2 separate regions of the Homo sapiens genome follow, and region 1 is linked to region 2. Evidence: chromatin loops called from intact Hi-C (ENCODE). Cell type or tissue: MCF 10A. All regions are shown on one strand. Each heading gives the region's core, and the rest is flanking DNA. Links, peaks and the distances in the headings are about the cores only. Region 1 has its middle 21 kb from the start of RPRD1A. Region 2 overlaps RPRD1A (regulation of nuclear pre-mRNA domain containing 1A).

Evidence for each region. Peaks named below come from ENCODE experiments on the same cell type or tissue, not always from the same donor. Only the 100,000 strongest peaks of a DNase experiment are listed, where the experiment ranks them.
Region 1: it touches region 2 in a loop (4-fold over the local background); 3 of 110 quality-filtered maps call a loop at or near these places.

What each region holds. Positions count from the first base shown.
Region 1 is chr18:36,086,215-36,091,597 of GRCh38, forward strand. No RefSeq gene overlaps it. Among named protein-coding and RNA genes, the nearest start is that of RPRD1A, 21 kb to the left of the region's middle. RefSeq lists an enhancer at 98-651. In MCF 10A, for the core only: no CTCF peak of the experiment used is centred there; a DNase peak (open chromatin) is centred at 3,017.
Region 2 is chr18:36,029,340-36,034,722 of GRCh38, forward strand. RPRD1A (regulation of nuclear pre-mRNA domain containing 1A) reads right to left here. Exons shown (of 7, transcript NM_018170.5): 2 at 4,369-4,498; 3 at 1,652-1,758; 4 at 1,469-1,566. Among named protein-coding and RNA genes, the nearest start is that of RPRD1A, 36 kb to the right of the region's middle. In MCF 10A, for the core only: no CTCF peak of the experiment used is centred there; no DNase peak of the experiment used is centred there.

The DNA of each region.
Region 1 (5,383 bases), core at 134-5,133, 57 kb after region 2:
ATCACCACGTTCCCCACTGCCAGCCATGGAAGCTGCTTGCAGTGAGCCTGGTCTGGCCACAGCCTCGCAGAGAGCTGGTGCCCATGCCAGCATGTGGAGCCGCCTGCCCCGCTGTAGCAGCTGGCATGTCTGACTGTACACAGTGGCCAGACCCCATGCTTGCTCACATACCCCTCACTGTTCCATGCCTGACTCACCCTTAGCAGACATGGGATCCGGGCCTTTGGGAGGCATGTGATCCAGGCCGGTAGTGTGAGCTGAGCGCAGCCTACCAGGCTGAGTGGGCAAAATGAGCCTAGTGAGTTTGAGCAAAACTTGGGCAAAGGTGCCACCAGCCACAGAGGTTTCTAGCCAAAAAGCAACACTCCAATGATTCCATAACAATGGGACCTAATTAAACTAAAAAGCTTCTGCACAGCAAAAGAAATAATCAGCAGAAGGCTGGACACGGTGGCTCACTCCTGTAATCCCGGCACTTTGGGAGGCCAAGGTAGGTGGATCATTTGAGGTCAGGAGTTTGAGACCAGCCTGGCCAATATGACGAAGCCCCGTCTCTACTAAAACTCCAAAAATTAACAGGGTGTGGTGGCTCATGCCTGTAGTCCCAGCTCCTTGGCAGGCTAAGGCATGAGAATCGCTTGACCCCAGGAGACTAAGGTTGCAGTGAGCTGAGATTGTGCCACCACTGCACTCCAGTCTGGTTGACAGAGTGAGACTGTCAAAAAAAAAAAAAAAAAAAAAAAAGAAGAAGAAGAAAAGAAATAATCAGCAGAGTAAAAAGATAACTCACAGAGTGGGAGAGAATATTAGCAAACTATACATCCAACAAAGGACTGATATCCAGAATCTACAAGAAACTCAAACAAATCATCAAGAAAAAAAATAATAATCCCTTCAAAGAGTGGGCAAAGGACATGAACAGCCAAGTCTCAAAAGAAGATATGCAAATGGCCAACAAACATATAAAAAATGCTCAATATCACTAATTATCAGGGAAATGCAAATCAAAACCACAATGTGAAACCACCTTACTTCTGCAAGAATGACAATAATTTAAATATCAAAAAATAACAGATGGTATCGTGGATGTGGTGAAAAGGGAACACTTTCACACTGCTTGTGGGAATGTAAACTAGTACAATCACTATGGAAAACTGTATGGAGATTCCTTGAAGAACTAAAAGTAGAACTGCTATTTGATCCAGCAATCCCACTACTGGGTACCTACCCAGAGAAAAAGAAGTCATTACATGAAAAAGACACTTGCACAAGCATGTTTATAGCAGCACGATTTACAATTGTAAAAATATGGAATCAGCCTAAACGCCCACTAACTGAGTAGATAAAGAAAATGTGGCATTCTACTCAGCCATAAAAAGCAATGAAGTAATGGCATCTGCAGCAACCTGGATAAAGTTGGAGACCATTATTCTAAGGGAAGTAATTCAGGGTTGGAAAACCAAATATCATATGTTTTCACTTGTAAGAGGGAGCTAAGCTATGAGGACACAAAAGCGTAAGAATGATATAATGGACTTTGGGGACTGTTGGGGGAAGGTCAGGAAGGGAGGGTGAAGGATGAAAGGCTACACATTGGGAGCCGGGCATGGTGGCTGCTTGGCACGGTGGCTAATGCCTGTAATCCCAGAACTTTGGGAGGCCAAGGCAGACAGATCACTTGAGGCCAGGAGTTCGAGATCAGCCTGGCCAACATGGTGAAACCTCATCTCTACTAAAAATACAAAAATTAGCCAGGCGTGGTGACAGGTGCCTATAATCCCAGCTACTTGGGAGGCTGAGGCAGGAGAATCGCTTCAACCTGGGAGGCGGAGGTTGCAATAAGCCAAGATTATGCCACTGCACTCCAGCCTGGGTGACAAAGTGAGCCCTTGTCTCAAAAACAAAAACAAAAACAAAAAACCCGATGGCTACACATTGTGTACAGTGTACACTGCTTGGGTGATGGGTGCACCAAAATCTCAGAAATTACCACTAAAGAACTTTCCCATGCAACCAAACACCATCTGTTCCCCAAAAACTATTGAAAAAAGTATTTAAAACACAAGAGTCAAAAAATAATTTAAACGTTTATGAAGTACAGTAAGCTAAGGTTAATATATTATTCAAGAAAAAAATCATTTTTACACATTTAATGCAGCCTAAGTGTATAGTATTTATAGAGTCTACAGTAATGTCCTAGGCCTTCACATTCACTCACTACTCACTTTCTGACTCACCCAGGGCAACTTCCAGTCCTGCAAGCTCCATTCGTGGTAAGTACCCTATACAGGTGTACCATTTTTTAATCTTTCATACCATATTTTTACTGTACCTTCTCTACATTTAGAAAGATTTAGATACACAAATACCATTGTGTTACAATTGTCTACAGTGTTCAGTACTATAACATACTATACAGATTTGTAGCCTAAAACAGTAGGCTATATGATATAGCCTAGTTGTATCATCTAGATTTGTGTAAGTACACTGTATGATATTTGGACAAAGATAAAGTTGCCTAATGGTGCATTTCTTTTCTTTTTCTTTTTTATAGTTTCTTTTTTTTTTTTCAGACAGAGTTTCACTCTGTTGCCCAGGCTGAAATGCAGTAGTGCAAATATTGGCTTATTACAACCTCTGCCTCCTAGGCTCAAGCGATCCTCCCATATCAGCCTCCCGAGTAGCTGGGGCTACAGGCAACACAACCACACCCAGCTAATTTTTGTATTTTTTGTAGAGACAGGGTTTCATCATGTTACCCAGGCTGGTCTCAAATTTCTTGGCTCAAGCCATCCTCCCGCCTCAGCCTCCTAATGTGCTGGAATTACAGACATCAGCCACCATGCCCGGCCTGGAACATTTCTTAAAAACATATTCTTGTTATAAAGCGACACATGACTGTGCATTCAATGGAAAATTATTCAGTCATTAAAAGAATGAAATTCTGGCCAGGCATGGTGGCTCATGCCTGTAATCCCAACCTTTGGGAAGACAAGTTGGGTGAATCACCTGAGAGGTCAGGAGTTTGAAACTGGCCCGGCCAACGTGGTGAAACACTGTCTCTAATAAAAATACAAAAATTAGCCAGGCATGCTGGCACATGCCTGTAGTCCCAGCTACTCTGGAGGATGAGGCAGGAGGGAGAATTGCTTGAACCCAGGAGGCAGAGGTTGCAGTGAGCCGAGATCATACCACTGCACTCCAGCCTGGGTGACAGAGTGAGACTCTGTCTCAAAAAAAAAAAAAGAAAGAAAGAAAACACGGAAGGAATGGAATTCTGATACATGTGAAAAATGAGTGAACCTTGAAAACATTATCTAAGTGAAATAAGCCAGACACAAAAGGACAAATTTTGTGTGATTCCACTTACATGAGGTACCTCAAATAGGCAAATCCATAGAGGCAGAAGGTAGAGTAGAGCTTAAACAATGGTAGGGGGAAGAGGGGAGGGAGGGAACAGAGAGTTATTGTTGAGTGGGTATAAAGTTTCTGTTTGAGATAATTAAAACATTCTGGAAGTAGATAGTGGTGATGGCTGCACAACACTGTGCATGTACTTAATGCCACTGAGTTGTACGCTTAAAAATGGTTTAACTGGTGGCGGAACATGGTGGCTCATGCCTGTAATCCCAGCACTTTGGGAGGCCAAGGCAGGCAGACCACTTGAGGTCAGGAGTTCAAGATCAGCCTGGCTAACATTTTAGTGAGACCCCTGTCTCTACTAAAAATACAAAAATTAGTCAGGTGTGGTGGCATGTGCCTGTAGTCCCAGCTACTCGGGAGGCTGAGACAGAAGAATCACTTGAAGCCCGGGAGGTGGAGCTTGCAGTGAGGCGAGATCACACCACTGCATTCCAGACTGGGCGACAGAGCAAGACTCCGTCTCAAAAAACAAGCAAACAGAAAAAGGTTTAAATGATAAATTTTATGTTATGTATATTTTGCCACAATAAAAAAAAGAAAACTCAATTTGAAATTGTATTATGGAAATTTCTAAGCATATACCAAAGTTAAAAGTATAATGGACTTCCATGTATCCATCACTAGTTTCAACAATTATCAATTCCTGGGCAAATTCTGCTGTTTTACCCACCACCGTCCCTACTGGATTATTTTGCAGCAATATCCAGGCATTTTATTCTCTGCAAATATTTGAGAATGTTTTTCCAAAATAAATTAAGCATTTTTTTTTTTTGAGACAGTGTCTCACTGTGTCGCCCAGGCTGGAGAACAGTACTGTGATCTCGGCTCACTGCAACCTCCGCCTCCCGGGTTCAAGCAATTCTCCTGCCTCAGCCACTGAAGTAGCTGGGATTACAGGCACGTGCCACCATGCCCGACTAATTTTTGTATTTTTAGTAGAGACAGGATTTCGACATGTTGGCGAGGCTGGTCTTGATCTTCCGGTCTCAAGTGATCCACCCGGCTTGACCTCCCAAAGTGCTGGAATTACAGGCTTGAACCATTGTGTCTGAACATAGTAAGCATTTCTTTACCAAGGATTTCCTATTCCTCCTCAAAACCCACATCAGATATCACCTCCTCTGTAAGACCATTTGTTTCCCATTTCCCTTAGAAGCAGCATGACCCATTCCTCTCTATGAGTATTGACAACTTCTTACCTATCCCTCTGAACCATGGTTTCTCAATCTTGGCACTGCAAGTTGTTCCCCTTATCCTAAATGTGTGGGGCACAGTGGCTCAGCCTGTAATCCCAGCACTTTGGGAGGCCGAGGTAGGCTGATGACTCGAGACCAGGAGTTTGAGACCAGCCTGGCCAACATGGTAAAACCCTGCCTCTAAAAACAAACAAACAAACAAAAATCCGCAAATGATTGGGACCAGAAGTATTAAAGATTTTGGATTTTTTGTGGATTTGGGAACATTTGCATATACATAATGAGATATCTTGGGGATGGGATCAAGTCTAAACACAAAATTCACTTATGTTTTATATATATGCTGAAGGTACTGTAATTTTATACAATATTTTAAATGATTTTGTGCATAAAACCAAGTTGAACCCTCAGAAAGCAAAGGTGTCATTATTTTAGTCACCCAAGTGGACAATTTGTGATTGCTTGTCATTACCATCATTCCTGGCTCTGAATTTATACGCTACCAATAAGCCATCATTTTCTTACACTTATTCACATGTAAGTGCTTAATAGTAAAACATGACATACACATCTGGCATGTGTGGAAAAGATGTATCAAAACTGAAGGGGCCTGGGAAAATCTTTTTTTCCCTTGGGGATGTTAAATAAACTGTGTGTTGTGCACCTGCATTTTGTCTGCAAATCATCATATAAAGTCAGGTATGGATTGTCCACTTGTGGCATCATGTCAGCAAAAATGTTTCCAATTTTGGAGCATTTTAGAT
Region 2 (5,383 bases), core at 185-5,184:
TAACTCCCACGGAGCACTGTGAGTTCCTGTTGCCCTTGTGAGTTCCTGTGACCTTAAAGGATACTAATTTCTGGCAACCCCATGTCTGCTTCGGGACCAGGGCTCAGCAGGAGCCAGGTTTTGTCTCACCTATGAAGTTAGGTGTACAATTTCTAACCCATGAAAATACATTCGCCTTGTTTTAAGAGTATGGTTATGTCTTCATTTTCTCATTTTACACTTTATCTGTCCCGCCTACATGTTTGAAACATAGAAGGAGGAAGCTTAAAGACTCAATGCCCACTTAAAAAAAAAAAAAAAAAAAAGTCTTTCTGGAATTAATCTGATGGTTAAGGAATACCATACCATACCAACATGTAGGAGGACACAGAGTGTTAAGATAATAATTCTAACTTATTTTTCCACAGAATTACATAGTTCTATATAGTTACAAAGAAATGTATGAACACATATATATCACTCTAACACTACTTTTTTTTTTTTTGAGACGGAGTCTCGCTCTGTCACCCAGGATGGAGTGCAGTGGTGCTATCTCGGTTCACTGCAAGCTCCGCCTCCCAGGTTCACGCCATTCTCCTGCCTCAGCCTCCCGAGTAGCTGGGACTACAGGCGCCCGCCACCACGCCCAGCTAATTTTTTGTATTTTTTAGTAGAGACGGGGTTTCACCATATTAGCCAGGATGGTCTCGATCTCCTGACCTCATGATCCGACCACCTTGGCCTCCCAAAGTGCTGGGATTACAGGCGTGAGCCACTGCGCCCGGCCACTCTAACACTACTTTTTACATTTAAAAACAAAAATACTTAAAGGGGCAGTGATTATGTCCAAGAATGAAAATTTTAGTGTATTTAAATCATACATGAGCCGGGCACAGTGGCTCATGCCTATAATCCCAGCACTTTGGGAGGCCAAGGTGGGAGGATCACTTGAGGCCAGGAGTTCAAGACCAGCCTGGCCAACATGGTGAAACCCCATCTCTATTAAACACAAAAATTAGCTGGGCTTGGTGGCCCGTGCCTGTAGTCTCAGCTATTTGGAAGGCTAAGGCAGGAGAATCGCTTGAACCCAGGAGGCAGAGGTTGCAGTGAGCCAAGATAGTGCCACTGAACTCCAGCCCTGGGGACAGAGTGAAACTCCGTCTCAAAAAAAAAAAATCACATAACAAAATAGGCATGTTTTGTTTTATTTTAAAAAGTTTAAATAGCTAACATCTCACATCTAACCATATTTGGCAATTAAAAATCCTCTTTCTATACAAAACATGATTTCTATGCAAAATATACAATATACAACATACTACATTTAACATAAGCAATTTGTTAATGAGGAAGAGATATTCATGTGGCTTCTTTCTTGTACCTAAAAGTATAATAGAAATCAATTTACAGAAGTGAAACGAAATTAATAAAGCTTGGTGGCAACATGAAGTAAAAGTTTGTAACTCTTTTAACAGGGTAAAATTTCTACCTGTGGTGGTTCACTTGGAGATCCCAGAGAGGAACAGTTTTCATTTTCATCCACCTTTATCTGTTCATAAGTTCGCTTCCTAGGCTTCTTATCACCATCTGAAATGAAAGAACATTTAAGTATTAATGAAAGAATACATTTTAATGAAGAGATCAAGGTAAGAGATCAGGATTCTACACTTACACAGAGCTTGTTTAAGTTGTTCTAATACATCATTTTCATAAACAGACCTTTCTTCCCAAATAGATAACACTCTTCCAAGGTGCTTCTTACAACTTTCATCAGTTTCACTAAAAAAAAAAAAAAAGAAAAAAAGAAAAATGTTAACAGTAACAATGCATAGTGTTATTGAAAAGGTTAACGGTAACTTTAAATATAATCAGACATTCATTCCCTGGAAAAAACTGTCCAAATGTCTACTTAGCATCACTATGTGGCCAGCAGCTCAAAAGTGAAGTGATCTAGACACACTGCTTGCTTCTAGTAAACATTTTATAAACATATTATTACACAACCAAAAAAAGTTTAAACTGTAAAAGTTTTAGTACTGGCTGCTAGGGATTTCCTATCCTAATGGGGCCTGGACATGGGGCTAAGGAAGATTTCTCATAGGTTATTTTTTTAAATTTATTCAACAAATACTTATTGATCCAGTTACTATCTTTGACATGGAGATGCAAATGCAGCTTATGGCAGTTGTTATTTATAAGTATCACAAAAGAGAACAAAGTGCTTAAGACAGACCTGGCCCTGTTTAAGAGATATCCGGAAGAGTATTTAAGGAAATGATATTTAATTTGAGATCTTAAGACTAGACATATGGGGAAATGAAAAACAGACTACTCCCAACTGTTTCCTACCTCCTTCATTGCTATCACTGTAGACAGAAACACTACTATCTCTTGCTTAGAATTTTGTAAAGTCTTCTCACGCTCTCCCAGCCTCTACTCTTTTACTCTATTCTGTACAAAGCATCCTAATAATGTAAATCAGATTATACAGCTCTTGATCCTCCAAGAGCTACCAATCACATCAAGAATAAAACCAAAATCCTTACTCTGGGCCATAAGGCCCACATGCTCTGCTTTCTGGCAGTCCCTCAGTACACACTCCCTAATACCTAGTACCATACAAATCTCCTTGCTAAGGTCCTCAAACATGTCCAGCATATAAGCTATCTCATTTTTTCGGCCACATATTCTCTCTACCTAGAATCCTTTCTGCCTAGTCAAATGGCTCATTTCACCCCTTCCTTTAGTCTTTGTTCAAATGCCACCTTCCCCAAATAGTTGTTCTTTATCTCATCACATAACTGAGCGCCCTCATACTATCTAGTTCCTTCCCTGCTTTGTATTTCTTGCTAGCATTTGTCATCTGACATTATGCATTCACTTGTCTATCTACTTATTAACTTTGTCATCCAATGAAATGTAGGCTCCAGTAGAACAAAACTGTCTTGGTCACTACTACTCAGGGTTTTGCATATAATAAATATTTATGCAGCCAATAAATATTTTACTGAATTCTAGGGAGGGGCAACATATATAGAAGACTTAAGGCGGAAAGAACTAAAAAAGGTTAATTTAGCTTAAACTGTAGACTATAGACTGTGTGGAATAAATGCGAGACAGAGGTCTGGGGAGATAGGCAGTGCCACGAAGGAACACCTTAAGTCTTGCTCAGGACTTTAGACTTCATCTCTAAAACAAATGGGAACCACTCAAAGGCAAGGAAGTATTATGACCAGCTCTGCAACTCTGTCGAGTTTTCTAAAGAAATTAAACAATACTAAAGGGCATTAAAATTATACTGAAAATACATTATGGTAACTAAAAGGGAAAGAAATCCAAAGAACCGAGTCAATGTGTACTATGTGAGATATGGGGACTGAAGGAGAAAGAAGAGTTTAAAGGTAACATAATTTCTTGCATAGGCACCTGGATAGATCGAGTTGCCATTCACAGAGTATAAAACCTACAGGAGGGACAAGTACGGTGGGAAGCAAGGACATAATGAGTTCTGTATCAGACACAGTGAGTCTGAAATGTTTGAGACGCATACAAGTAAAAATGTCAAAAGGCAATTGGGCACACAGGTTTGGAACAAAAAAAAATCTGGACTGGAGCATAAAACTGTAAGTCATTACGGTGTGGAGAATAACCAAATACATGCGATGTACAAAATTACCCAGAGGGCAAGTAAAGAATGGAAACAGGCCAGACATGGTGGCTCACGTTTGTAATCCCAGCACTTTGGGAGGCCGAGGCAGGTGGATCACGAGGTCAGGAGTTCAAGACCAGCCTGGCCAAGATGGTGAAACCTTGTCTCTACTAAAAACACAAAAATTAGCCAGGCATGGTGGCAGGCACCTGTAATTCCAGCTACTTGCGAGGCTGAAGTAGGAGAATCGCTTGAACCCAAGCGGCAGAGGTTGCAGTGAGCCAAGATCGCACCACTGTACTCCAGCCTGGGTGAGAGTGAGACTCTGTCTCAAAAAAAAAAAAAAAAAAAAAAAAAAGAATAGAAACAGTACTAAGTGTATATGGAAATATTTGTTACAAGACTGATAGCTTTATAAACACACAAATTTTTACTTCAATACCTTCATTCATTTTTAATGAAGTTCATTCCAATATAGCAGTTGGTTCTGGTCTCTTAAAGGAAAGCTGTAATTCAAGTACTCCAAAGGCCCACCTTAGCAACAGTTCAAAAAATATTTTTCCTTCAGAGAAGGCATTTAATACATTTATAAATGCCATGTAGAGGGAAGTCTTTTCAAATAAAAGCATCAAAAAACTATATTCCCTACTTTTTATTTTAATAGTTTAAGGCAAATTTTAGCAAAAGGACATATGGTACATTTAAAACAGATTACCTAATACCCAAAACTATGATCATACCTTGAAACATGCTTAAAAGCCTCCACTATAACTGGTGCAAAATCTTTTGTAAACTCTGGCCCCTTCCTCTTGCTGTTCTGTATGACATCATTGGCTAGGTAGAGAAAAGTAAGCTTCCTGTTTGGTTTGGCTGAAAAATAAGAAAAAGTTAAAAATCTACTTAAAACATCTTTACTTGGACAAACTTTCTCAATACCTAAATTAAGCATTTTGAGAACTAAAATAACCCTACTAACCTTTATGTATCATTTCAACCCTAGTCTCTCATTTTACTACCAAACTAACCAGTCACTGCTGCTAAAATCGCCAGAACTAATGTCTATGTAAAAATGCATCTCGGTGACTCTATCCTGTATTAAATTTTAGTAAAACCATTACAAACTATATGAAATATAGTCATTTAAAATAAGATGGTGATTGCTCATGTTATTAAGATGGCACCCTAAATCCTACATTGAATTTAGGATTGTTTTAATAGACATGTTAATTCGAAATCATTATTAAGCTATTGTGAAACAACAGAAGAGCATGAAATGTAAAACAGGTTGAAAGAGATGTCCCTTCAATCAATTACTATTTTTTGTTTATGCAATAAATATTTGCCAAGCTAATAGATTAACTGCTAGGGAGAGTAAATGGGAAAAGTTTAGATGTTTCTGTCTTTAGATTACATGGCCATAAATTTTAAACTGAATTCATTATGACAAAAATATTCCCCTACTCACTATGCTCTGTGGGTGTAGTCATTTCTCTAAGGAAATAGACAAGATTTCAACAGTTGTGGGCCACAGTACATTTTTACTGGTTACAATGTTAAATAGCATACTACTACTGAATATGACTCAAATAAGATTATACATAAGGAAAACAGTGTTGAACATAATATTTTATACTATTCTTATATTTTACTAGAATTAAATTTGAATCACTCAATGTAGTACAGTTATATTCAGAAGCATCATACCTTGTGGCATCCATAGTACAGTGGTGTAGGAAACTTATGGTCAGGACCAAT